2 separate regions of the Homo sapiens genome follow, and region 1 is linked to region 2. Evidence: chromatin loops called from intact Hi-C (ENCODE). Cell type or tissue: A673. All regions are shown on one strand. Links, peaks and the distances in the headings refer to the core of each region. The heading gives the core; the rest is flanking DNA.

Region 1 (15,664 bases), core at 6,932-11,931, 61 kb after region 2:
TGGAGGCTGAGGCAGAAGGATTGATTGAGCCCAGGAGGTTGAGGCTGCTCCAGCCTTGGGTGATAGAATGAAACCCTGTCTCAAAAAAAAAAACTATAAAACAAAACAAAAAACCCAAAATCTGAAAAAGTAGTATTACACGGAGCTTGTGCTATTTTGGGGTGGGGGGAAGCTGTCAACAAGCAAGGGTTTGATTTTTTTTTCTTTTAGGAGACAGAGTCTCGCTCTGTCCCCCAGGCTGGAGTGCAGTGGCGCGATCTCGGCTCACTGCAACCTCCACCTCCTGGGTTCAAGCGATTCTCATGCCTCAGCTTCTCGAGTAGCTGGGATTATAGGGGCGCGCCACCACACCCAGCTAATTTTTGTATTTTTAGTAGAGACGGGGTTTCACCATGCTGGCCAGGCTAATCTCGAGCTCCTGACCTCAGGTGATCCGCCCACCTCAGCCCCCCACAGTGCTGGGATTACATGCGTGAGCCACCAGGCCCGGCCAGGTTTGATTTTATTAGTACATAGAACAAGCTTCTCTTACAGAACTCCAGCCACTTAAAACATAGGTACATGTGTATGACCCTCTCTTCCCATACCAACTCCTCCTGTTATGGCCTGTCTTTGTTGTTTTCTTATCTATTTATAAGTTATCAGTACAATGTGTTTTACTGATAGATTTCTTTGCACCTGTTTATACACCTGCACAGAGGCTAAAGCTGTTGTCCAGTGTGGTAGCCACTACCATATGTAGCTATTGAGTTTTTTGTTTTTGTTTTTGTTTTGAGATGGAGTCTCGCTCTGTCACTGAGGATGGAGTGCAGTGGCATGATCCTGGCTCACTGCATCCTCCGCCTCCCGGGTTGAAGCGTTTCTCCTGATTCAGCCTCCCGAGTAGCTGGGATTACAGGCAACTGCCATCATGCCTAGCTAATTTTTGTAGAGACAGGGTTTCACCATGTTGGCCAGGCTGGTCTTGAACTGACCTCAGGTGATCCGCTCACCTCGGCCTCCCAAAGTGCTGGGATTACAGGTGTGAGCCACCACGCCCAACCGCTGTTGAGTTTTAATTAATTAAAATTAAATAAATTTTTAAAAATTCAGTTCCACAATTTCACCAGCCACATTTCAAATGCTTCACAGCCACACATGGCTTCTGTGTTGGAAAGAGCGGCCATAGAACATTGCCATCACTGTAGAAAGTTCTGTTGGACTCACAGCACATAGCAAGGCTCAGCACATATTAACGAGGTGAATGTTGACCACTTGCCAGATTTTGTGACTTTTTTTTTTTTTTTTTTTGAGATGGAGTTTTACTCATGTTGTCCAGGCTGGAGTGCGCAGTAGCGCAATCTCAGCTCACCACAACCTCCACCTCCCGGGTTCAAGCGATTTTCCTGCCTCAGCCTCCTGAGTAGCTGGGATTACAGACGGGCGCCACCACGCCTGGCTAATTTTGTATTTTTAGTAGAGACGGGGTTTTTCCATGTTGGTCAGGCTCGTCTCAAACTCCCGACCTCAGGTGATCCACCCGCCTCGGCCTCCCAAAGTGCCAAGATTACAGGCATGAGCTACCGCGCCTGGCCTAGATTTCCTGATTTCTGAAGCAGTGTATCTTAGCATTGTGTTTTGCTGTATTCCAGCTTTTAAAAAATTCTCAGTTCTGGAAAACATGCTCATTTGATAAAACTCAAACCGTTTTTCCTCTGCTGTTCCACTATGACAATCAACAGAGAAGATTTCTGTGACCAAATATGTGGAGGCTTCCGCTATATATCAAGCAGCAGACACTAGCTGGGTGTCCTTTAATTCAATTCCATTCTGATGCTATCTACCTGGAGATAGTGGCTGATCCTGGGGGTTGAGGGCTCAGTCCTGAAGGACTGCCCCCTCCTTCCCACCAGTCGCAAGTCCAGGCTTCCAGGACTTCTGATGGACTAGCTTCAAGTTGGGGTTCCCCTGACCCTCTCTTTGGGTTCAATTAATTTGCAGGAGCAGCTCACAGAACTCAGGGAAACACTTATATTTACTGGTTTGTTTTTGGGTTTTTTTTTTTTTTTTTGAGACAGAATCTCGCCCGTCGCCCAGGCTGGAGTGTAATGGCGTGATCTTGGCTCACCACAACCTCCGCCTCCCAGGTTCAAGCAATTCTCCTGCCTCAGCCTCTCAAGTAGCTGGAACTACAGGCGGGTGCTACCACACTCGGCTAATTTTTTGTGTCTTTAGTCGAGACAGAGTTTCTCTATGTTGGTCAGGCTGGTTTCGAGCTCCTGACCTTTTGATCTGCCTGCCTCAGCCTCCCAAAGTGCTGGGATTACAGGCGTGAGCCACTGCGCCTGGCCACCACATTTACTGGTTTATTACAAAGGATATTATTAAAAATACAGATGAAGAGATGCTTAGGGCAAGGTGTGGGGGAGGGGGCACAGAGCATCCATGCCCTCCCCGGGCAGCCACTCTCTAAGAATCTCCCCAAAAACCCTGTCCTCTTGGGCCTTTTATGAGACTTCATCAGATAGACATGATTGAAGCATGGACAACCATGTGGAAATGAGATTGGTCAGAAACTGCCTGATCGCATCCTAATAGATCAGGTAGTGACACCCAGCAGGGCCTGTCTGTGCAGATTCTTCTTGGCCTCCCTGTGCAGCCTTCCTTCCTTCAGGGTATGGGGCACGATCCTCATGAAGCCTCTTGAATGAGGATCATATGGCCACAATCAGAATCCTGCCTTGGGCAGGTGAAAGAAGGGCACGTGGAGGTCAGATAGAGAGATTCTGTTTTCTGAGGTCGAAAGTGCTCTGATATTTTAACAAAAGACTGTAGCAAGAGGCCGCGCATGGTGGCTCATTCCTGTAATCCCAGGACGTTGGGAGGCCGAGGTGGGCAGATCGCCTGAGGTCGGGAGTTCGAGACCAGCCTGACCAACGTGGTGAAATCCATAATCCAGAATAATCCAGTTTTCAAATAAATATTGTAGCACCATAGTATACGGAAAACAAGTCTTTATTTTTATATTAAAGGTTAGTTTTGCTTCATCTTAGATTTAGAGTCAAACTTCTTTGGTTTGCTATTAGGAATAGTCACTTCCATTCTGGTTTCACTCAACTCTTATCTCACACACATACACACACACACACACACATTAGAGAGTCAGTCAGTGTGTCTGATGGGTGTGTCTTTGAGAACATTAGCTGAAAGGTCTTTGCGTGGCCTTTTGTGGTCAACTATTTGCTGAATCACACACTTCCCAGCACATCACCCTGGCATTTTATCATAATCAGCCTAGGAACCCAGTCATAAGCCCACATGTAAGCTGCTTGGCAAATGCAACTTGCTTCTGGAATTACATTAACTGGGTCTCCTCTTTCTACCCTGCCCCAAGCCTGCCTTGCCCTTGTTTCAAAAGAATTGAGGGTTTAAAGTAAAATCTCTTTTCTAAATGCCCTGGCTTATCCCTGGTTATTTGAAGAAATTTCTCTCTCTCTTTTTTTTTTTTTTTTGTTTTTTTGAGATGGAGTCTCGCATTGTCGCCCAGGCTGGAGTACAGCGGCACGATCTCGGCTCACTACAACCTCCGCTTCCCGGGTTCAAGCAATTCTCCTGCCTCAGCCTCCCAAGTAGCTGGGATTATAGGCGCTCGCCACCACGCCCAGCTAGTTTTTTATATTTTTAGCAGAGACGGTGTTTCACATTGTTGGCCAGGCTGGTCTCAAACTCCTGACCTTATGATCCACCCACCTCGGCCTCCCAAAGTGCTGGAATTACAGGCATGAGCCACCGTGCCCAGCACGAAATTTCTCTCTCTTTATGAACATAGCCTCACTTAAGTAAAAGCACTTGACATCACAATTTAGCCAGAGCTTTCTAACAAGTAAGCATATGTCAAAGCCTGAAACTGTTGATACTTTCTCCTTAAAGCTCATGCACAGTGTAAAGAGAGCAGCTGCTTCTGAAAAGGGAATCAAGATATCAAAATGCAGTTCTTCTGACAGATTAAAAACCGCGGAGATGAGTTTCGTACACTGTGGAAAACTGATTTTGAGGTCAGGGAGGGCATTCTCTCTGAACTCTGAGAGGCTTCCTAAAGGCCTAAAAGAAGTCACTAGGCTGGGCGCGGCGGCTCATGCCTGTAATCCCAGCACTTTGGGAGGCCAAGGTGAGCAGATCACCTGAAGTCAAGAGTTAGAGACTGTGGAAAATTAGCCGGGCGTGGTGGCACATGCCTGTAGTCCCAGCTACTTAGGAGGCTGAGGCAGGAGAATCGCTTGAACCTGGGTGGCAGAGGTTGCAGTGAGCTGAGATCGCACCACTGCACTCCAGCCTGGGCAACAGAGTGAGACTCTGTCTCAAGGAAAAAAAAAAAGTAACTAGACTTTTAGAGGCAGCAGAGGGAGGTGTGCATGGGGTAAGGAGAAGAGATTTTTTTTTTTTAATGTTCTTTTTCACCCACATTCTCTGAGGAATGTGATGTCCCATCTGTCACTTTACAGGGGTGGAGACTTTTGGCCTCAGCCTGTGTGAAGAGACTGGCAGGAATACTCACGCTAGGGAAAAGGCAGCAGCTAGGCGTGCAGTGGTTGATGGGGTTTGTATTAAGGAAACATAAATTTCATTAACACTTCAGTGTTGCCACTGACATTGATGGTAACACTTGGTAGGAAAAGGAAGAAGACTGTCTCAAAATGTGTTTTTCATGGATTCTCCCTAGAGTCAGAAGTATCTCTTACTCTCCTTTACTGTAGCGTTGCTCACTGCTTTTTCTGGGGCATTCTGGCCAGCATCCATGGAACTGGGAATGGTTTATGGGACTTATGCAGTTTGCATGCATTGATTTTTGCATCTCGGCTGGGTGTAGTGGGAAAGAGCTTAATCTATTTCATGAAGCCACATGCAGATGTCTGCACCCCCCATGGCTGCAGGCTTTGCTTTCAGCCTTCTTTCAAGGAAAGCCTGGGGCTTTCTGGTTTCTCATTTATATTTGTGTCTGCAGGGTGCAACACCGGAGGATTTCAGCAACCTCCCACCTGAACAAAGAAGGAAAAAGCTGCAGCAGAAAGTCGATGAGTTAAATAAAGAAATTCAGAAGGAGATGGATCAAAGGTATAGTGCATCAATATGACTTATTAAGAAATTCAAGGCCAGGCGCAGTGGCTCACAACCTGTAATCCCAGCACTTTGGGAGGCTGCGGTGGGTGGATCACCTGAGGTCAAGAGATCAAGACCATCCTGGCCTACATGGTGAAACCCCGTCTCTACTAAAAATATAAAAACTAGCCAGGTGCAGTGGCACACGTCTGTAGTCCCAGTTACTCAGGAGGCTGAGGCAGCAGAATTGCTTGAACTCAGGAGGCAGAGGTTGCAGTGAGCCAAGATCATGCCACTTCACTCCAGCCTGGGCAACAGAGCAAGCCTCTGTCTCAAAAAAATAAAAAATAATAATAATTAAAAATAAAATAAAAATTAAAAGAAAAGAAATTCAAGTTCAGGCTGGGCATGGTGGTTCACACCTGTAATCCCAGCACTTTGGGAGGCTGAGGCAGGAAGATCGCTTGAGTCCGGGAGTTCAAGACCAGCCCAGGCAACATAGCAAAAACCCTAAAAAAAAAAAAAAGAAAAAAACTAGCCAGGCATGATGGTGTGCACCTGTAGTCCCAGCTATTTGGGAGGCTGAAGTGGAAGGATCACCTGAGCCCAGGAGGTCCTGGCTGCAGTGAGCTATGATCATGCCACTGCACTCCAGCCTGGGCAACAGAGTGAGACCCTATCTCAAAAAAAAAAAAAAAAAGAGAGAGAGACCAGCCTTGGCAACATAGTGAGACCCCATCTCTACAAAAATAAACAAAAGTAGCTGGGTGTGATGGCACACCTGTAGTCCCAGCTACTTGGGAGGCTGAGGTGGGGAGAATTGCTTTAGCCTGGGAGGTGGAGGCTGCAGTGAGCTGTTTGCTTAAGAATCAAAACCCAGCTGGGCACAGTGGCTCACACCTGTAATCCCAGCACTTTGGGAGGCCGAGGCGGGCAGATCACAAGGTCAGGAGATCGAGACCATCCTGGCTAACACGGTGAAACCCTGTCTCTACTAAAATTACAAAAAATTAGCTCGCATGGTGGCGGGCGCCTATAGTCCCAGCTACTTGGGAGGCTGAGACAGGAGAATGGCATGAACCCGGGAGGCGGAGCTTGCAGTGAGCCGAGATTGCGCCACTGCACTCCAGCCTGGGTGATGGAGCGAGACTCTGTCTCAAAACAAAACAAAAAAATCAAAACCCATTTGCCATAAAGCAGAGATGCCATAGAGGAGGAGGGCCTCTGTGAGGGGAAGGTGCATTCATTAAAACAGCTGTAGGAAAAGCCAGTCAAATAACACACACACACACACACACACACACACACACACACACACACACACCCTCACTCCTAGCAAGAGCTAAGGATCTGTCTCAAGAGGTATACCACTGCATTCCACCTTGGGCAACAGAGCAAGACCCCGTCTCCAAGAAAAAAGCACAAAGTAGGATGATAGATGTTAAATACCAAGCACTCCAGATACCCTGGGGTCAAATCTGGCTCTATCAGTTACTACTGCTGATGTGTCAGTGTGCATAACATGCTTGGAACCGTGCCTGGCACATAAGTGTCTGCGAAATAAAATGAATCAATATGTTAAAGGTAAACAAACTACGTGTTTCAATTAAAAGATATTCTCAGAATGGACCAAAAAATTAAAAACCCAATACACAAAGCAATGTATGCTATCTACAAAAGACACATCTAACTTATAAGCTCTAGAAATGTAGAAGTAAAAAAATGGGAGAGAAGATATACCATGCAAGGGCCAATCAAAAGGAAACTGGTGTTACAAGGCTGGCTTTTGGGCTGAATAAAAGGAAAGAAAAAAAAAAAACGTGCTTGGGCCAGGCGCAGTGGCTCACGCCTGTAATCCCAGCACTTTGGGAGGCGGAGGCGGGCGGATCACGAGGTCAGGAGATTGAGACCATCCTGGCCAACATGGTGAAACCCCATCTCTACTAAAAATACAAAAATTAGCTGGGAGTGGTGGTGTGTGCCTGTAATCCCAGCTACTAGGGAGGCTGAGGCAGGAGAATCCCTTCAACCAGGGAGTCAGAGGTTGCAGTGAGCCAAGACTGTGCTGCTGCACTCCAGCCTGGCAACAGAGCGAGACTCTGTCTCAAAAAAAAAAAGTGCTCAAAGTTAGTATAGAAGACTTAAATTATACATTTAGTAACATTGACCTAATACATAAACATCTAACAACTGCAGGGCACACACTGTATTAGCCCATTCTCATGCTGCTAATAAAGACATATTTGAGGCTGAGTAATTTATAAAGAAAAAGAGGTTTCATGGACTCATAGTTCCACATGGATAGGGAGGCCTCACAATCATGGCGGAAGGCAAAGGAGGAGCAAAGGCATGTCTTACATGGTGGCATTCGGCAGAGCTTGTGCAAGGGAACTGCCCTTTATAAAACCATTGGAGCTCATAAGACTCACTATTACGAGAGCAGCCTGGGAAAAACCGCCCCCATGATTCAATTACTTCCCACTGGGTCCCTCCCATGACACATGGGGATATGGGAGCTACAATTCAAGATGAGATTTGGGCCAGGGCACAGCTAAACCATATCAACACTCTTTTCAAGCCCACATAAGAACATTTTCAAAATTGAGTATATCTTTGTTTCACAAAGCAAATCTCAATAAATATCAAAGGAAATGTATCATTCAAGCTATATTATCTATATTCTGCAATTAAGCTGGATACCAATAACAAATATTAAGAAATTGGCCAGGCGCGGTGGCTCATGCCTGTAATCCCAGCACTTTGGGAGGCTGAGGCAGGCAGATCACCTGAGGTCGGGAGTTCAACACCAGCCTGACCAACATGAAGAAACCCCATCTCTACTAAAAATACAAAATTAGCCAGGCGTGGTGGCGCATGTCTGTAATCCCAGCTACTCGGGAGGATGAGGCAGGAGAGTCGCTTGAACCCAGGAGGCAGAGGTTGCAGTGAGCTGAGATCGCGCCATTACATTCCAGCCTAGGCAACAAGAGCAAAACTCAGTCTCAAAAAAAAACAAAAAAAAAAAGAAATATGCCTCTAAATAAGCCACAAACTAAACAAAAAATCATAGTAGATATTAGAAAGTATATGAAATAGAATTGAACTTTAACATACATTCTATATATAGTTTGTGGGATGTCCTTAAAGCCACGCATATAGAGAGATTTATTGCTCTGAATGCATATTAAAAACAGAGGTAAAAATCACTGAGCCTTAGCTCACTTAGATCCTCACTTACGATCTATCTCAAGAAGTCGGAAAAAGAACAGCAAATTAAGCCCAAAGGAAATAGAAGCGGCTGGGCATGGTGGCTCATGCCTGGAATCCCAGCACTTTGGAGACTGAGGTGGGTGGATCATCTGAGGTCAGGAGTTCAAGACCAGCTTGGCCAACATGGCAAAACCCTGTCTCTACTAAAAATACAAAAATTAGCTGGGCATGATGGGGCGCCTGTAGTCCCAGCTACTCAGGAGGCTGAGGCAGGAGAGTCGCTTGAACCCGGGAGGCAGAGGGTGCAGTGAGCCAAGATCATACCACTGCATTCCAGCCTAGGCGACAGAGTAAGACCCTATCTCAAAAATAATTAACAAAATATATATATATATATATACACACACACACACACACACAATTCAACAGATCCAAAAGTTCTTCCTTAAAAAGATCAATAAAGTTGATAAACATGTGGAAAGATTGATTAGGAAAGACTGGGAGGAGAGAAGCTAAAGATAATGGATATAGACAACTCTGTTGAGGGCTTTTGCTGAGAAATAGGGAGGTAGTGGGAGGTGTGGGCCATGAAGTCAAGAGACGAGACGGGTTTCGGAAAGGACATCATAAGGGTGGACAACATTACACTTGGCTTGTCATGTTTGTTATTTGTTAAATAAATAAATGTTTATTTAAACATTTTTAAGAACATTTAACATTATTTAAAAATGTTTAAAAATTATTTATAAACATGATTTTTAAATGTTTATTTAAATATGTATTTATTTAACAAATATTCATTGAGCATCTACTATGTGCCAAGGATGGCTTCGACACTTGGGATCCATCAAGTTAACAATGTAACTTGAGCTCATAGAGCTTCCTCCAAGAGCTTCCATTGTAACAGGAGGAGACAGACAGTGAACAATAAGCATAATAATAATGAATGATGCATGCTGTGGGAAAGAAGGCAGGAAGGAAATAAGGAAGATAGGAAGGAAGGAAGAGAGGAAAGAAACAAGATAAAGCGGCTGGAAGTCCAAGTGGGTCTCAGCCTCTTAGGTGGAGGGTGGTGAGGACTTGTAGAAGCTCTCTTCCTGTTATTTCTATATTTTTAGTTAAACTATTTCTCATGACTCAGAATGTATCTTTTGGTTTGTCTTTTGGCCTTCTATTGTATTGTATGGCCTGCTTTGGATTTTCTTTTGCTGACACTCATCAAAGTTGGCCCTTAACCCTGGCAGTCATTTGCTCTAAATTTTTAATGACTCGAAGCCTACCAAAAGTGCCCTGCAACAAGGGTAAAATTAGTAGAGCTCTTTGGTCTTCAACCCAAACATGCCCCAAACTTCTCTAGGGATGCCTGCCCGGGCTACCATGGGCTGCTTCCAGACATGATTTCAGGAAGGATGTGGGATCCACAGTGTGTAGCTTTAAGGCTCTGTCACTTACCTGTCGTGGATACCAACTATGGATTCAGTTTCTTAACAGTGGAAATGGGTGTGTGTTAACATTTCCAAAGCAATTGACTGTGCTTCTTCGTCAGGTGAGCACATGCAGCCCGTGAGACCCAGGATGCCAGCTGTAGCTTTGGTTTGCATGAAGAATGCACACGTGGAAATATTTGGGGGTTTTTGTTTGTTTGTTTTGTTTTGTTTGAGATGGAGTCTTGCTCTGTCGCCCAGGCTGGAGTGCAGTGGCGTGATCTCGGCTCACTGCAACCTCCACCTCCTGGGTTCAAGTGATTCTCCTGCCTAAGCCTCCCAAGTAGCTGGGATTAAGGGGACATGCCATCACGCCTGGCTAATTTTTGTAATTTTAGTAGAGACGGGGTTTCACCATGTTGGAAATACTTGGGTTTTGAAGCCAGATTCGGTGGCTCATGCCTGTAATCCCAGCACTTTGGGAGGCCGAGGCAGGTGGATTGCTTGAGGCCAGGAGTTCAAGACCAGCCTGGGCAACATGGCAAAACGCAGTCTCTACCAAAAATACAAAAATTAGCCAGTCTCATAACCTGGTCTCAAAAATAAATTAATTAATTAAAAATTTTTAAAGTATTGGCTTTTATTTATTTATTTATTTTATCTGTGTGGCAAAGGGAAGGGCAGGATTAATTTATGCTTCTCAGTTATTGGGGACAATAAGGAGATAACCATTAGAGAAGAGAACTGAAATTGAAAAATCAGCTTCTTTATTTATAGCCATTGGTAGCAGAATTCCTATAGAGAATTTCCAGAATGGAAGCTGGCCCAATAGTCCCTTATCCATACTCTAATCTTCCCACGTTTCCATTCATATGGCTTTCAAAGTGGTAGAATATTGGCTGATAAGAGTAACCTTTGCCGGGTGGTGCGGTAGCTCACGCCTATAATCCCAGCACTTTAGGAGGCTGAGGCAGGCAGATCACCTAAGGTCAGGAGTTCAAGACCAGCCTGGCCAACGTGGCAAAACCCCATCTCTACTAAAAATACAAAAATTAGGTGGGTGTGGTGGCATGCACCTGTAATCCCAGCTATTCTGGAGGCTGAGGCAGCAGAATTGCTTGAACCCTGGAGGTGAAGGTTGCAGTGAGCCAAGATCGTTGCAGTGAGCCGAGATCGCACCATTGCACTCCAGCCTGGGTGACAAGAGTGAAACTGTCTAAAAAAAAAATGGAGTAACCTTTACAGCATTCTACTCGTTCTTTCTTTCAGAGATGCCATAACAAAAATGAAAGATGTCTACCTAAAGAATCCTCAGATGGGAGACCCAGCCAGTTTGGATCACAAATTAGCAGAAGTCAGCCAAAATATAGAGAAACTGCGAGTAGAGACCCAGAAATTTGAGGTATGAAACTTCTGTTGTGGAAAGCTTTGTTGGAAACGAAGAACAGGTGTTCCTCGGTGTAGAATGGTGTGGGGCCCTGACGATCCTCTCACTGGGAGGTACACAGTGGGAATGGCAGGCTGTTTCAGGAGTTATGGTCAAAGGAAAAATACACTCTTCGCCGTTGAACATTCTCCTACTCATCATAGCCTATCTTAATCGTGGCTGTAAAACCTGACAATGTTTAATGTTGTATCTGTATACGGTGCGGGGTTGGCGGGGTTGTTTTTTAATTTTAGAGACAGGATTTTGCTTTGTTGCCCAGGCTGGAGTACAGTGGCATGCTTGTAGCTCACTGCAGCCTTGATCTCCTTGGCTCAGCCTTTGAGGAGCTGGGATTACAGGCACATGCCACCATACCTGGCTAACTTTTATTTTTCAATTTTTTATTTGTTTTAGAGTTGAGGTCTTGCTCTGTTGCACAGACTGGTCTTGAACTCCTGGCCTTAAGCCATCCTCCCACCTTGGCCTCCCAGAGTGCTGGGATTACAGCTGTGAGCCACTGTGAGCCACTGTGCCTGGCCAGTATTTTTTGTACTTTAAGTTATTCTGCTTCATCTCATGGTAATAAAATTGGGAGTATAGAGCGATCCGTTATCCCAGTGAATCAAAGAAGCAATGAAAAAAATCCCCTGAAATATACAATTGTTCTCTCAGCAGGCCCATTATGGAAAGGGTGTGTGTGAGAACCAGCAGCAAACACAAAGGAGAAACAAGCAGGAAACATAAATAATCAAAGCTTGAGGGAGGGAGAGGAGCACTCAAAAGCTGTCAACAAAAGCCTCCTGAACCCACTCTCCCTACCACGTTTAAAGACTACAGAGCATGGAAAAATACATTAGCAACCGATTCTACCAGTCAGAATAGATTGTTTCCAGCAATGAAGGGTCAACTATGGCTTTTTTCATTCTTTTTTTTGAGATGAAGTCTCGCCCTGTTGCCCAGGCTGGAGTGTAGTAGCGTGATCTCACCTCAGTGTGACCTCCACTTCCCAGGTTCAAGTGATTCTCCTGCCTCAGCCTCCTGAGTAGCTGGGACTACAGGTGTGTACCACCACACCCGGCTACTTTTTGTATTTTTGGTAGAGACAGGGTTTTGCCATGTTGGCCAGGCTGGTCTCGAACTCCTGACCTCAGATGCTCCACCCACCTTGGCTTCCCAAAGTGCTGGGATTACAGGCGTGAGCCACCACACCTGGCCAGCTTTTTCCATTCTTTTCAGAATCCATCATTAATGTTCATTTGAGCATTTAGAACTTAGAACGGTCCTTTTCTTATTATTATTCTTTTTTTTGAGACAGAGTCTCGCTCTGTCACCCAAGCTGGAGTGCAGTGGTGCAGTCTCGACTCACTGTAACCTCCACCTCCTGAGTTCCAGTGATTCTCGTGCCTCAGCCTCCCGAGTAGCTGGGACTACAGGCATGTGCCACCATGCCCAGCTAATTTTTGTATTTTTAATGGAGATGGAGTTTCACCATGTTGGCCAGGCTGGTCTCGAACTCCTGACCTCAGGTGATCTGCCCACCTCTCCCAAAGTGCTGGGATTACAGGCGCTCACCACCACCCCCAGCTAATTTTTGTACTCTTAGTAGAGACAGCGTTTCACCATGTTGGCCAGGCTGGTCTGAAACTCCCAACCTGAAGTGATTCACCCACCTCGGCCTCCCAAAGTGCTGGGATTACAGGTGTGGCCACCGCGCCCGGCCTTCTCGTCATTTTTATTCCTTTGACTTGTTTATACTGTTTCAAATGCTGAAGGTCATTTTATCTACTTTAATTTTTAAGTACAAGTTTCATTTCTATCAAAAAAAAAAGTTACACTCCTAAAAAATAGGAAGTGTGGCTTTCAAACTGAGTCACTGCTTTAAGCATGGCTGTACCTTCAGGTATCACAGGGCGACCTCATGGTCAAGAAGGAACTAGAAGTGACTTATCCAAGACTGCACTGCTGCTTAAAAGCCCAAGGGGATAGCATAGTCCAGTGTGCTTTCTGCCCCATCGTGGGCAACCACATAAATATGAGTTTGTTTCTATGTCTCCAACTTCGGGTGAAATGGAAGCAACCGTCCTTCAGTACATTTGAACAGTCGAAGGCAGAAAACGTGGCCATTCTGCCCCCACGTGGACTTCCTCACATTGGGTTAAATGGCCAAGAGTAGCCCCTGAGTTTGGGACCTTAGGATGCTCCGGGCTGGCCCTCAGATGGCCTTTGGGACCTTAGGACACTCTGGGCTGACCCTCAGATGGCCTTAGGTTGGAGTCTCTCATTGCTTTTGTCTCCAGGCCTGGCTGGCTGAGGTTGAAGGCCGGCTCCCAGCACGCAGCGAGCAGGCGCGCCGGCAGAGCGGACTGTACGACAGCCAGAACCCACCCACAGTCAACAACTGCGCCCAGGACCGTGAGAGGTACAGTATCTGCACAGCGCCTGCCTCTGGCAAGGGAGCCTGTTGGCTTTGTATTTATTTCTAAATTTTGGAATCTGGAATGACCATAAGGCACTTGTTCAATGCCAAAATGTCTGTTGCGATTGACCTGTCACTTTTTCCATGATGCAGATTTATAATTCCACATGGGATGGGTGATCTGAGCGTGCGATGATTTACCATGGCCTCAGTTACAGCACTCGCTGAGGGGCGGGGTTGCAAGTGCTCTCCAGTCGCAGGGACTCAATCTGAGTCCTCCCTGGGGTCAGTCGCTTTAGTTGCTTTGTGTTTTCCTTTCTTGAGCAGCCCAGATGGCAGTTACACAGAGGAGCAGAGTCAGGAGAGTGAGATGAAGGTGCTGGCCACGGATTTTGACGACGAGTTTGATGATGAGGAGCCCCTCCCTGCCATAGGGACGTGCAAAGCTCTCTACACATTTGAAGGTGACATTTCATGTCTGCTGGATTCCCCTGCCTTTTATAAACCATAATATCTGAGTTACTCTTCTTTCACTTTTCCTTCCTTCCTTCCTTCTGATCATTTTTATTCCTTTGTCCTTCCTTCCTTCCTTCCTACCTTCCCTTCCCCTTCCCCTTCCCCTTCCCCTTCCTTCCTTCCCTTCCCTTCCCTCCCTTCCCTTCCTTCCCTTCCTTCCCTTCCTTCCTTCCTTCCTTTTTTTCATACAGGGTCTCGCTCTCTTGCCCAAGTTAGAGTGCAGTGGTGCAATCATGGCTCACTGCAGCCTTGACCTCCTGGGCTCAAGTGATCCTCCAACCTCAGCCTCCTGAGTAGCTGGGACTACAGGCAAGCACCACCATGTCCGGCTCATTTTTGTACTTTTGTACTTTTTGTACTTTTCAGTAGAGACAGGGTCTCACTATGTTGCCCAGGCTGGTGTTGAACTCCTGGATTCAAGCAGTACTCCTGCCTCAGCCTCCCAAAGTGCTGTGATCACAGGTGTGAGCCACTGTGCCTAGCCACACTCTTCTCTTTCTGTGACCAGAACTTTCTTTAGAAGCCTTCCAGATCTGGCCGGGCATGGTGGCTCACACCTGTAATCCTAGAACTTTGGGAGGCTGAGGCGGGCAGGTCACTTGAGGCCAGGAGTTCAAGACCAGCCTCGCCAACATGGTGAAATCCCATCTCTACTAAAAATACAAAAACTGGCTGGGCATGCTGGCAGGCGCCTGTAATCCCAGCTGCTCGGGAGGCTGAGGCACGAGAATCACTTGAACCCGGGAGGCGGAGGTTGCAGTGAGCTGAGATAGCGCCACTGTACTCCAGCCTGGGTGACAGAACGAGACTCTGTCTCAAAAAAAAAAAAAAAGCTGCAGCAGCAGCCTTCCAGATCCTTCTCTACTATGCTTTTATCCTACTCATGGTATGATTATTATTTGGTTGTATATTTTGACTTTTGGTTCGTATAACTTAACAGCTTCCAGAGAGCTTGCTTCACTGCAGCAGACGATAGGGAGGATGATCATTTCATCCATTCATTTAATATCTAGTATCTATAGCGCTCCTGTCTTGTAAAGGCCCATGAAGTGGGGGGATGCAGGTCGTATGATATGGCACCTGCCCAGAGGGAAATCAGGCAGACACACTTAAGGAGCAAGCAGCGGCTGGGTGCAGTGGCTCACGCCTGTAATCCCAGCACTTTGGGAGGCCGAGGCAGGCGGATCGTGAGGTCAGGAGATCGAGACCATCCTGGCCAACATGGTGAAACCCCATCTCTACTAAAAATACAAAAATCAGCTAAGCGTGGTAGCGCATGCCTGTAATTCCAGCTACTTGGGAGGCTGAAGCAGGAGACTCACTTAAACCAGGAGTCGGAGGTGGCAGTGAGCCGAGGTCGTGCCACTTTACTCCAGCCTGGCAACAGAGCAAGACTCCCTCTCAAAAAAAAAAAGCAGGCAGTTTGCAGTGTTTGCCAGAAGAGGGATACAGAGGAACGGGGAGGACAGGGGAGAATGAGGTCGCTTCCTTAAGGAAGTTTGGAGAACTTGCCATGGCATGGGGGGTGTGGCCAGAAATGGGTGTGGTGTGGCTGGAGCTTAGATGTCTTAAGTCCTAATAGTGAAATGTGGCACT
Region 2 (15,664 bases), core at 5,251-10,250:
CCTGGCAGCCCTGCCCTAGGCAGGTTATGAAAACTCTATGAGCATACACTTAGGAATCTGTAAGCTGAGGCTGATTATAGCCACCTTAGGAAGTTGTGGGGACAATTATGAGAAGACAAATATGAACCTCCCAGCACAACGTTCCAGTATACTGATAAATAGATGCTGCATATCCAGTTTCTCTTGCTGTAATCATTCTGTTACTTAATGCAGAATCTCATTTCCATCCCAGAGCTTCTCGATCAGGGCTTGTTACAGAAAACGGAGCACCTATAATCCCAGCACATTGGGAGGCCAAGGTGGGCAGATCACCTGAGGCCAGGAGTTGAAGACCAGCCTTGCCAACATGGCGAAACCCTGTCTCTACTAAAAATACAAAAACTATCCAGGCACAGTGGCGCGTGCCTGTAATCCTAGCTACTCGGGAAGCTGAGGCAGGAGAATCACTTGAACCTGGGAGGCAGAGGTTGCTGTGAGCGGAGATCATGCCATTGCACTTTAGCCTGGGTGACAGAGTGAGACTCCATCTCAAAAAAAAAAAAAAGAAAAAGAAAACGGAGCATGTTTAGGCCTTCTGTGAGCAGGTGTCATACGGTAGTTGTTCAGTGATTTTAAAATGACCTTTCTAAAAATGTGTAATTGGGCCAGGCACAGTGGCTCACTTGAAGTGGTAATCCCAGCACTCTGGGAGGCCGAGGCGAGTGGATCACTTGAGACCAGGAGTTCGAAACCAGCCTGGCCAACATGGGGAAACCCCATCTTTACTAAAAATATAAAAATTAGCTGGGCGTGGTGGCAGGCACCTGGAATCCCAGCTACTTGGGAGGCTGAGGCAGGAGAATCGCTTGAACCCGGGAGGCAGAGGTTGCAGTGAGCTGAGATTGTGCCACTGCACTCTAGCCTGGGCGACCGAGCAAGACTCCATCTCGAAAAATAAATAAATAAATAAAATGTGGAATTGGTTGATGGCATAGGAAACAAGAAGCTGCTTTTAACATTTTAGACCCAGCTACTATTTTTCGTGGCTGACTAGAAATAATGCCTTACTTAAGTACCATCCTTAACCATCAGCACAGTACAGATTGGGCCATTTGATACAGCGGCAGAATCCTGGCTGCCCAAAGGGATGATTTTGAATTTACAGGATTAGTGCTGGATCTCATTACTGCATATAGAAAGAATGTCCAAGTTCAGTGGACAATACTGGTTGAAAATTACTTTTTATCTACATTTTGCTGTGTTTAAATGGATGAATCTCTGACAAGGGTAAGCGTGATGAAAAATGGCTCTCTGTGCAAAGACGATGTTTCCTTCCTTTTTGTTGTACGGCATTCTTGCCTTTGTAGCCCTACCAGCTGTTTGATCTTTAAGTCTTCAAATCTAACTGTAGGATGGGCACAGTGGCTCACGCCTGTAATCCCAGCACTTTGGGAGGCCAAGGCAGGTGGATCACCTGAGGTCAGGAGTTTGAGACCAGCCTGGCCGACATGGTGAAACCCTGTCTCTGCTAAAAATACAAAAATTAACCAGGCGTGGTGGCATGTGCCTGTAGTCCCAGCTACTCTGGAGGCTGAGGCAGGAGAATCATTTGATTCCAAAAGGCAGAAGTTGCAGTGAGCTGAGATCGCACCACTGCACTCCAGCCTGAGTGACAGAGTGAGACTCTGTCTTAAAAAAAAACAAAAAACAAAAATCTAACTGTAAAATAGGATTACTACTTCTACTTAAGTATCTAGGAGAAAAGATGCTTTTTATTCTGCACATATACTGTATTTTTGTATCACAACGCAGTTCATTTTAATGTTATGAATATCCATTGTTTTTCCTGATGAACAAAACTGTAGGCTCATTTTGGTGAAAATGTTGGTTTTTAAAAAATGCAGATTCACGGCCAGGCGCGGTGGCTCACACCTGTAATCCCAGAACTTTGGGAGGCGGAGGTGGGCATATCAAAAGGTCAGGAGTTCCAGACCAGCCTGACCAACGTGGTGAAACCCTGTCTCTACTAAAAATAGAAAAAAAAAAAATTAGCTGGGTGTGGTGGTGTGCGCCTGTAATCCCAGCTACTCAGGAGGCTGAGGCAGGAGAATTGCTTGAACCTGGAGGCGGAGGTTGCAGTGAGCCAAGATTGCACCACTGCACTCAAGCGTAGGTGACAGAGTGAGACTCCATCTCAAAACAAAACAAAACAAAACAAAAAGCAGATTCACTAAAAAGAGAACCTTTCTCCCCTGCAAGAACTTAGCAGTTTAGGTTCTTCCTTGCCTGACATCTGAGCCTGCATCTGTCTCTTTAGGAAAACATGAGCAGTCCTGGAAGCCCTGGACAAGGAGGTCCTATAGCTTCTTCACCTAGTGGGTTCCACTTAGGGCAATTGCATTTTCAGTGAGATGTTCGCCATCTCTTTAGACATAATGGAATCAGTGGCCAGTCCTTGGGGTGCATATAAAAAGAATATTACTAAAACGGAATTAAAGGACAAAATCTCACAATCCCTTATAAATCAAAAATCCTCATTTTTCAAAGCTTTCTTCCTGATATCATTTGCAGATATGTATAACATTTAAGAATATTGGCTGGGCGCAGTGTCTTATGCCTGTAATCCCAGCACTTTGGGAGGCCAAGGCGGGTGGATTGCTTGAGGTGGCGAGTTTGAGACCAGCCTGGCCAACATGGTGAAACCCCGTCTCCACTAAAAATACAAAAATTAGCTGGGCTTGGTTGTGCATGTCTGCAATCCCAGCTACTCGGGAGGCTGAGGCAGGAGAATTGCTTGAATGCAGGAGGCAGAGGTTGCAGTGAGCCGAGAACGCGCCACTGCACTCCAGCCTGGGTGACAGACAGGACTCAGTCTAAAAAAAATAATAAAATAAAAGGCCAGGCGCAGTGGCTCACGCCTGTAATCCTAGCACTTTGGGAGGCCGAGGTAGGGGGATCATGAGGTCGGGAGATCGAGACCATCTTAGCTAATATGGTGAAACCCTGTCTCTACTAAAAATACAAAAAAAAAACAAACCCAAAAACTTAGCCAGGCGTGGTGGGAGGTGCCTGTAGTCCCAGCTACTCAGGAGGCTGAGGCAGGAGAATGGCGTGAACCTGGGAAGCGGAACTTGCAAGGAGCCGAGATCGCGCCACTGCACTCCAGCCTGGGCCACAGAGTGAGACTCCACCTCAAAAAAAAAAAAAAAAAGTTAGGAATATTAATCCTACTATAGCTATAATTTATATTCTTCTTGATTCTCCATTTAATATTGTAAGCATTTTCCATGTTTCTACCTCAAAAAGTATACGTTTTTGTTTTTAGATTTAAAAAAAAATTTTTTTTTAATTTTTTTTAGGGATAGGGCTGGCTATGTTGCCCAGGCTGGTCTTGAACTCCTGGGCTCAAGCAATCTTCCCGCGTCGGCCTTTCAAAGTGCTGGGATTATAGGAGTGAGCCGTTGTGCCTGGCCAAAAGTGTAGTTTAAATAATTGGAATTTTTTCAAAGTTATTGGAAGAGATATTAAAAAAGAAAGAAAAATATTTGGAATTTTAGTAGCTGTGCATTGTTCTAACAAAGTTATAATTTGCCTAATTGTGTATTGTTTGATTTATAGGGTATTACCAGTTTTTGACTCATTTACTTAGTTAGTTGTGTAAACAATACAGCAGTAAACTCTTTACTTCCAAAGCTGTTTGCATTGTGTGTGGGCTGAGATTACTTCCCCAAACTAAATTCCCAGAAGTGAGACTGTGAGGTCAAAGCATACATGATTAAACATACATGATTTATGGTTCTTGATAAAACTCTGATAATTTATGTTCAGATAATTATAGTAGAATTACAGATAGAATTATCAATAGATTTACAGACTTATAGATAGATTTCCAAATGTCACTGAAATGATCAACATGGGTGTGGAATTAGCTTATCTGAGATGTGGGTAATTCAGAGTTGATAACACATATATTCCTCCATAAGAACTACTGTAAATGTACTCTTATCAGCAACTTTTGAACATTGAGTCAAGTTATTGAAGAAAAGAGTTTTAGAGGTTGTTTGGTGTAGCTGCAGCCTTTGAGTACGTCTGGGCTTTTCCACAGCGATTACCACTAATCATATATGAGAAATTTGTGAAGATTTATAGCTCCAGAAGGAGAACCAGGAGGTTCTTGCCAACATTTTCTGGAATTCCAAGAAAACTTCTCCCTGCAGGTGGAAAATATGGTTCATTACTCACAAAGTGTTGGCCAGAAGCAGAATCACTTTTTGGCAGCAGTTATCTGAAGAGTTCTAGAGGAAACAATTATACAATACTTTCAGTGACTCACTAAAATGTTTATAAACCTCAGACCTGTATGCTTACAGACTCCACATTACTTAGAATTGACCATTTAAAACTACTCGCGAGGTTTCTGAAATGTTTGAAAATGGATACTGCACTAAAACCTATAACATTCTTTTCAAAGTTAGATATTCAATAGGTCCTATTTATGGATCTTATGAAGGGGCTTAATTTCCTATAAGCCAGTTCTGCAGCATGGACTGACTCCAATACATTTAGGAAAACAAAATGTTGTTATAAGAGATGACAGCAAATAGGTAAAGCTTAGCATGAAGGAAAGCAAAAACTAAAAGGAGTTTATGTATATAATCTAGCTACTTACAAGTCCATTTCTGATTTTTTTTTTTTTTTTTTTTTTGAGACGGAGTTTTGCTCTTGTTGCCCAGGCTGGAGTGCAATGGTGCAATCTCGGCTCACTGCAACCTCTGCCTCCCAGGGTCAAGCAATTTTCCTGCCTCAGCCTCCCCCATAGCTGGGATTACAGGCGCCTGCCACCACACCTAGCTAATTTTTGTATTTTTAGTACAGACGAGGTTTCACCATGTTGACTAGGCTGGTCTCAAACTCCTGACCTCAGGTGATCTGCCTGCCTCGGCCTCCCAAAGTGCTGGGATTACAGGCATGAGCCACCATGCCCAGCCATCTTCTTTGTTTTGAAAGAACATGTAAAAGTGGCATTCTGTTCATTAAAAGTGGGCCCTTTCACCACTGTGGTTGTTTCACCTGCAAAACCACTGGTCTGGTGACCCCCCCGCCAAAAAAAAAAAAAAAGTTTTCCAGCTACCTGAAAGGCTGAGGCAGGAAGATTGCTCAGGGCCGGGGAGTTCAAGACCAGCCTGGACAACATAGTGAGATCCACCCCCCAATCTCAAAAAAAAATTTCTTTTTAAATTTTATCATTCATGGGATAACATACTTAGTAAACAGGACACTCAAATTCTTTTCTTCATTTCATGGGCTTGAAATGTGATCTTGGATTTTGTGTTTCTCCTTTGCAAGCTAGAATTAATGATTTCCTTTTCTTCTGGGAATTGTGAGAATTACTTGACTCACATTTCGTATCTCACATGATTCTTGTTCGGCCACCTGTTTGACATCTCTCCTTAGATGCCTAATACAGCATCACCATTGCACCTTTGTCAGCAGAGGACTGGAGTCCAGCAAGTGTGAATGATGGCTCCAGAGTGGTGTAGTGCAGTGACCCTGTTAGCCCACCCCAAAACAAACTTTTTTTTTTTCTGAGACGGAGTCTCACTCTGTCACCAGTCTGGAGTGCAGTGGCGCTATCTCGGCTCTCTGCAAGTTCCGCCTCCCGGTTCAAGCCATTCTCCTGCCTCAGCCTCCCAAGTAGCTGGGATTACAGGCACCCGCCACCACGCCTGGCTAATTTTTGTATTTTTAATAGAGACGGGATTTTGCCATATTGGCCAGGCTGATCCCGGAGTCCTGTCCTCAGCTGATCTGCCTGCCTTTGCCTCCCATAGTGCTGGGATCACAGGCGTGAGCCACCGCTCCCGGCCCCAAAACCAACTTCTGATCCCCCAAAGTCCTTATCCATGTTCCATTCCAGTCTGCACTCCCTCCAGTTCTCAATAAATGGGACACCTTTTCTTACACTCAGGTGCTCTGGCCAAACACATAGTCACCCAGAGCTTTTCTCTTTTCTCTTACACACCATCTCTTATCTGTTAACAAGTCTAGCTGGCTCTGCCTTCAGTAAATGTTCTGAGTCCAAGCACTTCTCACCCCTCTTCCACATCTACCCCAGTCCTGTGCCTCATTATCTCTCATCTAGAGGACTCTGCTGAGCCTCCTAATTCATTTCTCTGCTTCCATGCTTACCCTGTGGCCAGTGGTCCAACTGTCCATCTCCATGTCAGAGCCACCACCAGCTCTCCCTTAGAGAGAGTGCAAGTGTAACAGCCTCCCCCTGCAGCAGCCAGCTTGACATTGAAATAATGTAGATCAGGCCATGTCACTTCCTTTCTTTTGTTGTTGTTGTTGTTGTTGTTGTTGTTGTTTAGACGGAGTCTCGCTCCATCACCCAGACTTGGAATGCAGTGGTGCGATCTCAGCTCACTGCAACCTCCGTCACCCAGGTTCAAGCAATTCTCCTGCCTCAGCCTCCCAAGTAGCTGGGATTACAGGTGTGTGCCACTATGCCCAGCTAATTTTTTTTGTATTTTTAGTAGAGACGGCATTTCATCATGTTGGCCAGGCTGGTCTCGAACTCCTGACCTCAAATGATCCGCCCATCTCGACCTCCCAAAGTGCTGGGATTACAGGCGTGAGCCACTGCATCCGGCTGTCACTTCCTTTCTTAAATCTTCCAACATGCTTACCGTGGCTGGTGAGGCTGTCCATGGTCAAGCCCCTGCCTGCCCTCCGTCCCTGTGCCCTTTACCTTGGTCTAGTGGCACTGGCATCCAGCTGTTCCTCAAACAGGGCAAGCCCCTTCACACTCAGAGCATCTGCACTTGCTCTGCCTGCGGCTTGGAGGGTATTCCTCAGACCCTTGTAAGTTCACTCCCACGTTTTATGCAAGTCTCTACTCAAATGTCATCCCAGACTGCCCTTGTCTAAAATAGCTACCTTCACCTACACCCATCCCTCCTTATTCCTTTACCCTGTTTGTCTTACTTCTGGATCCACTCAGTTTCACTGGGACAGGGGACTTTGTTTTGTTTACACAGCTTTCCTCGTGCCTGGAGCAGCCCTGTTCACAAGTGGGCATGTCAGTGAGCATGGGATGATCACCCTGGCACTCTATCTAAAAATCTTATTGATGGGAGATTCTCTGTATCAGATGCTGCAAGTAACAGCTTTATATCCTCAGAAGGGATCAGGCAAGAAAATGAGCCATTCCATGAGAGGAATTAAGATTTCTTGATTGATTTCCTTCCTTCCTTCCTTCCTTCCTTCCTTCCTTCCTTCCTCCCTCCCTCCCTCCTTCCCCCCTCCCTCCCTCCTTCCCTCCCTTCCCTCCCTTCCTTCACTTCCTTCCCTTTCTTCTTTTCTTTTTCTTTCTATGTGTGTGTGTGTGTGCGCGCGCGCGCGTGTGTGTGTGTGTTTTAAGAGAGATGGGGTTTCACCATGTTACCCAGGCTGGTCTCAAACTCCTGGCCTCAAGCGATCCCCCTGCCTCGGCCTCTCAAAGTACTGGGATTGCGGCCTAGGGATGCGAATTTCAAGGAATGTGAAGACAGGATTGCTTTGAAAAACAGATAAAAGATCATTGCTGCATGTGGAGCCTTCTGGGTGAGAATAACCGAGGAACAGTGAGCAGAGGAGTAGCCAGAGAAGGAGGGAGGGAAAATGCTGCTGCTTAGGCCTGACCCTGGCCCATTGCCTCATGCTGCTCAGTGTTACGGGTAAAGTCAAGCAACTGAGCATGCCTCTGAGAGGTAGGCATTTAGAAAACTTCGAACACGTTCATTAAGAAGGTATTTTTACTATGGATAAACTTGGAAAAATAAGCCTTGCTAAGTAAAAATAGAATGTGTGTCCCTTAGTGAACGTTTCTGGTTTCTGGTTTGGGTTTTAAGTGGGGTACGACATACCCACTTGAACAGGACTAAGGCGTTTTGCCATTACGCCACATGGTCCATAGAAATATCCACGCCGCTTAGAGTTCTAGCTCAATTAAAACTGGGAGTCCTGATTCAGACTTGGAAGCTGCTCCTGTTCAAACCCACTACTACGCTGTGAGTTTAGAGGAAACAGGATTTGTCACAGGCATGTTTGCTGGAAGCTCCCTCTTTCTTTGCCCTTTTCAAGTCTTTTTGTTTCTTTGTTTGCATCTGTGGAATCTGAGTTTTATTTAAAATTCCAGATGGTTGACTGTTCTCAGTTGAGTGTTTATTCTTATGTTTTTTTCTACTTTTTTTTTTTTGAAAGGGCTGTTCTCACATCAGTGCCATATTTTGCTCTTTTAACTGTTAATGGTTTAATATCTATATAAATAGCAAAAATGAGCAGCTGTTGTACCTAATTGCAGTGTGAATACTAAACATTCTCATAGCATTTGTGTGAGTTTGTCTGTTCTGTCTGTGATTTCTTGCAGTTCAGTAAAATTGTCTCAAAAGCTTTGCCATTGTCGTTTTTCTTAAAGTTAATGCTTGCTTATTTTAGATTCTCTGTGATTTTTTTTTTTTTTTAATCTCAGCCACCTCTGTTCACTGGGAAATTTCTTTAAAAAATTTGAAGGGTGATTTGATCTGTGTAGACTTTTATTTCAACTAAAAAGTTGAAATAAGTAAGTGTAGCTGTCACCCCAGAAACTATTAGGGTTTGGGTTTTTTTGTTTGTTTGTTTGTTTTAGCTTATTATTATGTTTTAAAAGAAACTAAAAGCATCTTATGACAGCAGAAAGTAAGAAGCATTTCTCTGGGTCTCTAGAGATGGCATTTCCTGTCTCTTTTCTGATAGGAGAGAAAGGAGCTGTGATGACTTCATTCTATGGCTCCAAAAGAAGCACTTTTTATCTTTGTCCGGAGAACAATTCCTCCTTCTTTAGTGCTTGCAGGCACACTTTTTAGACACACACTTGCTCACTGTCCAGAAAAGAAATGTTCGGCCATTGTTGGTAAACAACAAATACATCTGGCAAAGCTGGTTTATTTGTTTAACTTTGTAACTGTTAAAATAGCTTTTCCGGTGAAAGCAGCGAAGATAGAGCTAGAAACAAACCCCAGCTATTCAGGTCATGGTAGGCACAGAGCACAAAGGAGGGCTTTTGTTCCCTCCCTTAATTTCCTGAAGGATCCCCCAGCACGGATAGTTTTTCGTATGTTATGGCCAAATAAATGATAGAGGGACAGGTACTGTGAAAAAGGCTGGGGCTGGGCATGGTGGCTCATGCCTGTAATCCCAGCACTTTCGGAGTCTGAGGCAGGCATATCACTTGAGGTCAGGGGTTCGAGGATAGCCTGGCCAACATGGTGAAACCCTGTCTCTACTAAAAACACAAAAATTAGCCGGGCGTGGTGGCGCATGCCTGTAGTCCCAGCTACTCAGGAGGCTGAGGCAGGAGAATTGCTTGAACCCAGGAGGCGGAAGTTGCAGTGAGCCGAGATTGTGCCACTGCACTCCAGCATGGGTGACAGAGACTTGTTTTTTTAAAAAAAAAAAAAAAAAAGGCTGGAAGGAAGGAAGATGGGCATCACCCACAATCTCCTAAGCCCCATGAAATGGTACGATGATAATTGCAGTTTTCAGGTAGTGGTTTAATAATGTGGGGAGAGGTGTGGCTGAGCAGTCTTCATGAGAGATAACTTACCAGTAAATTCAAGGTGCACACCGTGCCTTAAACACAAATGCATATTTATTATATATTTACACTAAGGAGTGGCAAGGGAACCACTCTATGGATTTTTCAATCAAAATCATCCCTCGTGTTTTTAAAATAAGACTTTTTTTTTTAAGACTCTTGTCTTCAGAGATTTATTTTATATGAAAGTCAGGTGACATGTCCCAGGCAATGCCTGTCATTGTCTGCTGGGCTTCTGTGCATTTCCTGTCTCCACCCACAGCATTGCCCCAAGCTGGAGGGAGCTTTCACTTTGTTAAAACATTCACTTTCAGAGGTGCTGGAGAGATAGATCGTCAACCTCGAGTACAGCTCTGAATTGGTGCTGGGGTTTTCTCTTTTTGTTCCTGTCTTTGAATCTCAAAGTAAAACTTTTGGGAGCGGCTGCATCTCTTCAGCAAACTGCGTAACTCGGTGCTCCGGCTTAGGAAATGGGATCTTTCTCTTCGCAGAGAAGTCACCCGATAAAGACTTTCAGGACCAGAGGTGCCTTCCAAAAAGGGCACAGTTGAGCCCAGATGGTTTGAAATTGACGCTCTGGTCTCTGGGGGGTCCTCCCTGAAAGCGTGGCTTTCAGAAAACCCGCTTGTATTTTCTATACGTTCTCCACTAAGGTCCAGAGTTTCCCTAACCCTGTCCTTGGCTCTACTTCTTAATTCTCCCACAGCCTGGATCCCTTCTTTTCTGTTCTATCCTTATGTCCATTACAAGAGCTGAAAAACGAAGCCCCAAGGGGCTCCCCCTGGGTTTGCAGAGACCAAAAAATTGCTGGATAGATAAAACTGACTGCAAAGAGGCGCTTAAAACAGTGAAACTCGACCTCAAAAGAGAGACAAGAAAACATTCCCTTATAAAGGAGCACTGTTCTAAATCTGATGTTGTCTCTGCCTTCCCAGCCTTTCCAGTTGTCAGCTCCATTTTCTGACTCCGCTAAATCCTAGGTTCTGACGAGGTACGGGAAAAGCTCCGAGGCTCTACCTAGTGGACCTCTTTGTTTTTATCCTTCCTTCACCTGACCTTCTCTGCAGTGCACCCCTAACACCAATGCTTACCTTGTGAGCCAGAAAACAGACAGCACATTCAAACTCAGTAATTGAAGGAAGGTCGGTTATTAAAAGGAGCATTTACAACGTGGCGGATAGAGTTTAGGAAAAGCAGTGAGGATGGTTCAGTACCCTGGAGCAAGTCACAGTGGGGAGCTGATGTTGCCCCCAGGCCTCACAGGGCTGGAGGAGCCTTCCAGGAATTTCACAGATGAGGAACTTCTGAGGTTAGCTGCATGCGGGGCACTGCCTGACTGGAGCTGTGCCCTTTGGTCCAAGGACCCAGCCAACCTGTATCATCTCAGTGAGGAGAAGCTGCAGGTACAGTTTCCTGCCCTCTGATCACTCAGAACATCCTTGTGGCAAATCTCATCAGAACCAGAGGGCAAGGGTTCATGAGATCCCTGCATGTCAGTCTCTGGGGACCCAGACAGGGTGGAGAATGCACCTGGGAAATTTGCAGGACATTGACCAAGTCAGCGATGGTACAGTGTGGAAGGATACTAAAAGATTTAGGGGCCGGGCACGGTGGCTCACGCCTGTAATCCCAGCACTTTGGGAGGCCGAGGCAAGCGGATCACTTGAGGCCGGGAGTTCGAGACCAGCCTGGCCAACATGGTGAAACCCTGTCTCTACTAAAAATACAAAAAATTAGCTGGGCGTGGTGGGTCGCACCTGTATTCCCAGCTACCAGGGAGGCTGAGGCAGGAGAATCACTTGAACCCGGGAGGCAGAGGTCACAGGGAGGCAGAGGTCTCAGTGAACCGAGATCACGCCACTGTCCTCCAGCCTGGGCAACGGAACAAGACTCCGTCTCAAAAAATAAAATATATAAAGGATTTAGGGAACTGGTGATTTTAGGTCACTGAACAAAAAAAAGACACCATTCTCTTAACATTTCTGCATATTTCTAGCACTTCCTTCCTTGGGATCTTTGTCTTCTTTGGTCTCCTGGCTTTAACTATCCACTTTATACTGAAGACTCCCAAACTGGTCTTTAGTACAGACCGCTCCCTAAGCTCAGATCCACAAGTCCAAGTACATATTAGTCTCTCTACTTGTTTGTTTGTTTGTTTTTCGGGGGTTTTTTTGAGATGGAGTCTCTATCTGTCACCCAGGCTGGAGTACAATGGTACTATCTCGGCTCACCGCAACCTCCGCCTCCCAGTTCAAGTGATTCTCCTGCCTCAGCCTCCCGAGTAGCTGGGATTACAGGCATGCGCCACCATGCCTGGCTACTTTTTGTATTTTTAGTAGAGACGGGGTTTCACCATGTTGCCCAGGCTGGTCTAGAACTCCTGACCTTTGGTGGTTCGCCCACCTTGGCCTCCCAAAGTGATGGGATTACAGGCATGAGCCACCACGCTCGGCTAGTCTCTCTACTTGGGAGTCTCATAGAAATATCAGCCTTAACACATGTGAAACTACGTGTATGATCTTCCTCCTCAGACCCACTTCTCTCAGTCTTCCTTCTCCTAAAGCTCAGACTGACAACCTCGGAGTCACCCTGGGCAGCTCATTATTGCACATCTCATCTTATCTCCCAGAAAATCCTGGAAGTTTGGGTGATCAAAAGGTGCCCAAAACCTGACCCCTCTCACCACCTGCACTGCTCGCTACCTACAACCTGTCCAAGTTGCAGTAATCTCCAGGATTGTTACAAAAGCCTCCCACCATCTGAAATCTTTCCTTCACAACATCTTAGAGTTACTCATCGACTCTGGTTCATTCAGGCAAAAAAGCCTACAAGACCCTATACAACTCCCTCTTTCTTCTCTGACCTCATATGATATTCTCCCCGAGGCTCCTCCAGATCTGGCCGCCAGGTTAACACCACACCAGAGCCTGCCTCAGGGCCTTTGCAGATGGCCAGGAGGGAAATTTATCTTTATATTTAAAATAATCTAATAATGAAAACAGCCATGCACACAAAACACTCAAAACTCTTACTCAAGTGTTTATAGCAGCAATTTTCTTTTTCTTTTTCTTTTTCTTTTTCTTTTTTTTTTTTTTTTTTTTGAGATGGAGTCTTGATCTGTCACCCAGGCTGGAGTACAGCAGCGCGATCTCGGCTCAGTGCAGTGCAACCTCCAGCCCCCTAGGTTTTAAGCAATTATCCTGCCTAAGCCTCCGGAGTAGCTGAGATTACAGGTCCACGCCACCACGCCCGGCCAGTTTTTGTATTTTTAGTAGAGACAGGGTTTCACCATGTTGGCCAGGCTAGTCTCAAACTCCTGACCTCGTGATCCGCCCACCTCTGCCTCCCAAAGTGCTGGCCTGGCCGCATTTTTCATAATAGCCCAAACCTAGAAACAACTCTGATGTCTATCAACTGTTGAATGGATAAACAAAATGTGGGATAGCCACATGATGGAATAATCATTTGGCAATAAAAAAGAATGGAGTACTGATACATGTGACAATGTCGACCTTGAAATCATGCGAAGTGGATATGAGGAGATAATGAACACATCCCAGTTACCAAAGGCCTCAGACCATGTCTCCATTCATAGGAAACAGCCAGAATAAACAAATCCACAGACAGAAACAGGCTCCCTAGGGCTGAGGAAGATGGAGGGTGACGGCTAGTGGGTACAGGTTTCTTTTAGGGGTGATAAAAATATTCTAAAATTGGTCGTGGTGATGGTTGTACAGTTTTGTGAATTGCTTAGTTTAAATGGTAAATCAGATCATATCTGAATCATATCTCAAAGCAGTTAAAAAAGATGAAGCGATCGCTGTCTTAAAACATTCCTGTCGTTTTTCCAAGTGGCATATATGTCTTCAAATTTTATTTTATTTTTTTATTTTTTGAGACCGAGTCTTGCTCTGTTGCCCAGAGCTGGAGTGCATTAGCACGATCTCAGCTCACTGCAACCTCTGCCTCCCAGGTTCAAGCAATTCTCCTGCCTCAGCCTCCCAAGTAGCTGGGATTACAGGCACGCACCACCACGCCTGGCTGATTTTTGTCTTTTTAGTAGAGATGGGGTTTCACCATATTGGCCAGGCTGGTCTTGAACTCCTGACCTCATGATCCACCCACTTCAGCCTCCCAAAGTGCTGGGATTACAGGTGTGAGCCACCGTCCAGCCTATTTTATTTTTTTGAGATGGGGTCTCATTCTGTCACTCAGGCTGGAGTGCAGTGGCACGATCACGGCTCACTGCGGCCTCAACCTCCCAGGCTTAGGTGAGCTTCCAACCTCAGCCTCCCAAGTAACTGACTACAGGTGTGCTCACCACCATGCCTGGCCTGTCTTCAAATTTTATACAGTTGTACCTAAAGCTGTAAAGGGAACTCTGTGACTGCTTTTTTTCCCCCCAAGTGAAACTTGTTTCATCTGTGATGACTATTCTTGTTTTCGTTTCCACATTAAGCTTTTTATTCCCTTTTCCTTTTTTTTTTTTTTTTTTTTTTGAGGCAGAGTTTCACTGTGTCATCCAGGCTGGAGTGCAGTGGTGCAATCACAGCTCAATGTGGCAGTGTCAACCTCCCTGGACTTAGGTGATCCTCCCACCTCAGCCTCCAGAGTAGCTGGGACTATCAGTGTGTGCCACCACATCCAGCTAATTTTTCTATTTTTTTGTAGAGTGGGGGGTCTCACTGTGTTGCCCAGGCTGTCTTGAACTCCTTGGCTCAAGCGATTCTTCTTCCTCAGCCTCCCAGGGTTCTGGGATTACAGATGTGAGCCACCGCACCCGGCTACCCCTTTCAACTCTTAAATTTCTTTGGAGCATACATACTAGAGGTTCAATATTTAGATGTTGTTTAAGTGGATGAAAATGTTTCCTCCTGGGTTCATAAGAGAAGCAGAGGGTACTAATCACCAGTGTGTTTTCCCCTTTGCAGAACTTTCACGATGGCCGTAAAGCACAGCAGCACATCGAGACTTGCTGGAAGCAGCTTGAATCTGTAAGTGAACAATGCACAGCAAAAGAAACGGCTTTATAGATTTTTTTTTCTTTTTTTTTGAGACGGAGGCTCCCTCTGTTGCCCAGGTTGGAGTGCAATGGTGCGATCTCGGCTCACTGTAACCTCTGCTTCCCAGGTTCAAGTGATTCTCCTGCCTCAGCCTCCCAAGTAGCTAAGATTACAGGCACACGTCACCATGCCCGGCTAATTTTTGTATTTTTGGTAGAGATGGGGTTTTGCCATGTTGGCCAGGGTGGTCTTGAACTCCTGCCCTGAAGTGATTCGCCCACCTCGGCCTCCCAAAGTTCTGGGATTACAGGCGTGAGCCACTGCACCCAGCCTAGGAAATGTCTTTATAGATTTTCCAGTTTCAATTTAATTTAAGCTTGAGTCAATCAGAAAGTAAAAAACATGCACATAAAAACACTAATGAAACATCTTTATAGATTTTTCTCATTTAATTTGTTTCTAGAACCATTATCTAAAGTTGAGCCAAAAGAGCTCAAGTTGAGTATTTTTCTAAAAGTCACGTGGAAATAATAAAGATTAGACAGTTTTGATGGAAATAAATGCAGATTTTAAAATAACTTCTAGAAATTATGACATATAAGAAATCAATTCAGAGAAGAGTATTCTTGGGCCAGACACATTGGCTCACGCCTGTAATCCCAGCAATTTGGGAGGCAGAGGCGGGAGGATTGCTTGAGCTCAGAAGCTCAAGACCAGCATGGGCAACATGACAAAACCTAGTCTCTACAAAAAAATGCAAAAATTAGCTGGGCATGGTGGTGCATGCCTGTAGTCACAGCAGCTAGTGAGGCTGAGGTGGGAGGATCACCTGAGCCGGGAAGGTCAAAGCTGCAGTGAGCCAAGATGGCGCCACTGCACTCCAGCCTGGGTGACAAAGTGAGACCCTGACTGAAGAAAAAAAAAAGAAAAAGAACAATGCTCTTTGGGAGCTTTAGATAAAATTACATCTTCTCGTAGGACTCTTATGGTTTCATAATTATTTTCCTCTGATTTTAGAGTAAAAGGCGATTTGAACGCGATTGCAAAGAGGCGGACAGGGCGCAGC

The links. Hi-C counts contacts between places; a loop is a spot of excess contacts. Peaks named below come from ENCODE experiments on the same cell type or tissue, not always from the same donor. Only the 100,000 strongest peaks of a DNase experiment are listed, where the experiment ranks them.
Region 1: a loop joins it to region 2, with 3 times the contacts of the local background. A loop is called at or near these places in 5 of 110 quality-filtered maps.

What each region holds. Positions count from the first base shown.
Region 1 is chr9:129,898,317-129,913,980 of GRCh38, reverse strand. FNBP1 (formin binding protein 1) reads left to right here. Exons shown (of 17, transcript NM_015033.3): 12 at 4,982-5,091; 13 at 10,980-11,112; 14 at 13,434-13,555; 15 at 13,880-14,016. Among named protein-coding and RNA genes, the nearest start is that of MIR6855, 37 kb to the right of the region's middle. RefSeq lists a silencer at 3,137-3,431 and an enhancer at 13,199-13,318. In A673, for the core only: no CTCF peak of the experiment used is centred there; a DNase peak (open chromatin) is centred at 9,230; H3K27ac peaks cover 1,612 bases.
Region 2 is chr9:129,957,416-129,973,079 of GRCh38, reverse strand. It overlaps FNBP1 (formin binding protein 1), which reads left to right. Exons shown (of 17, transcript NM_015033.3): 5 at 14,527-14,589; 6 at 15,616-15,664. Among named protein-coding and RNA genes, the nearest start is that of FNBP1, 78 kb to the left of the region's middle. In A673, for the core only: no CTCF peak of the experiment used is centred there; DNase peaks (open chromatin) are centred at 7,219, 7,979, 8,759 and 9,849; H3K4me3 peaks cover 2,906 bases; H3K27ac peaks cover 5,000 bases.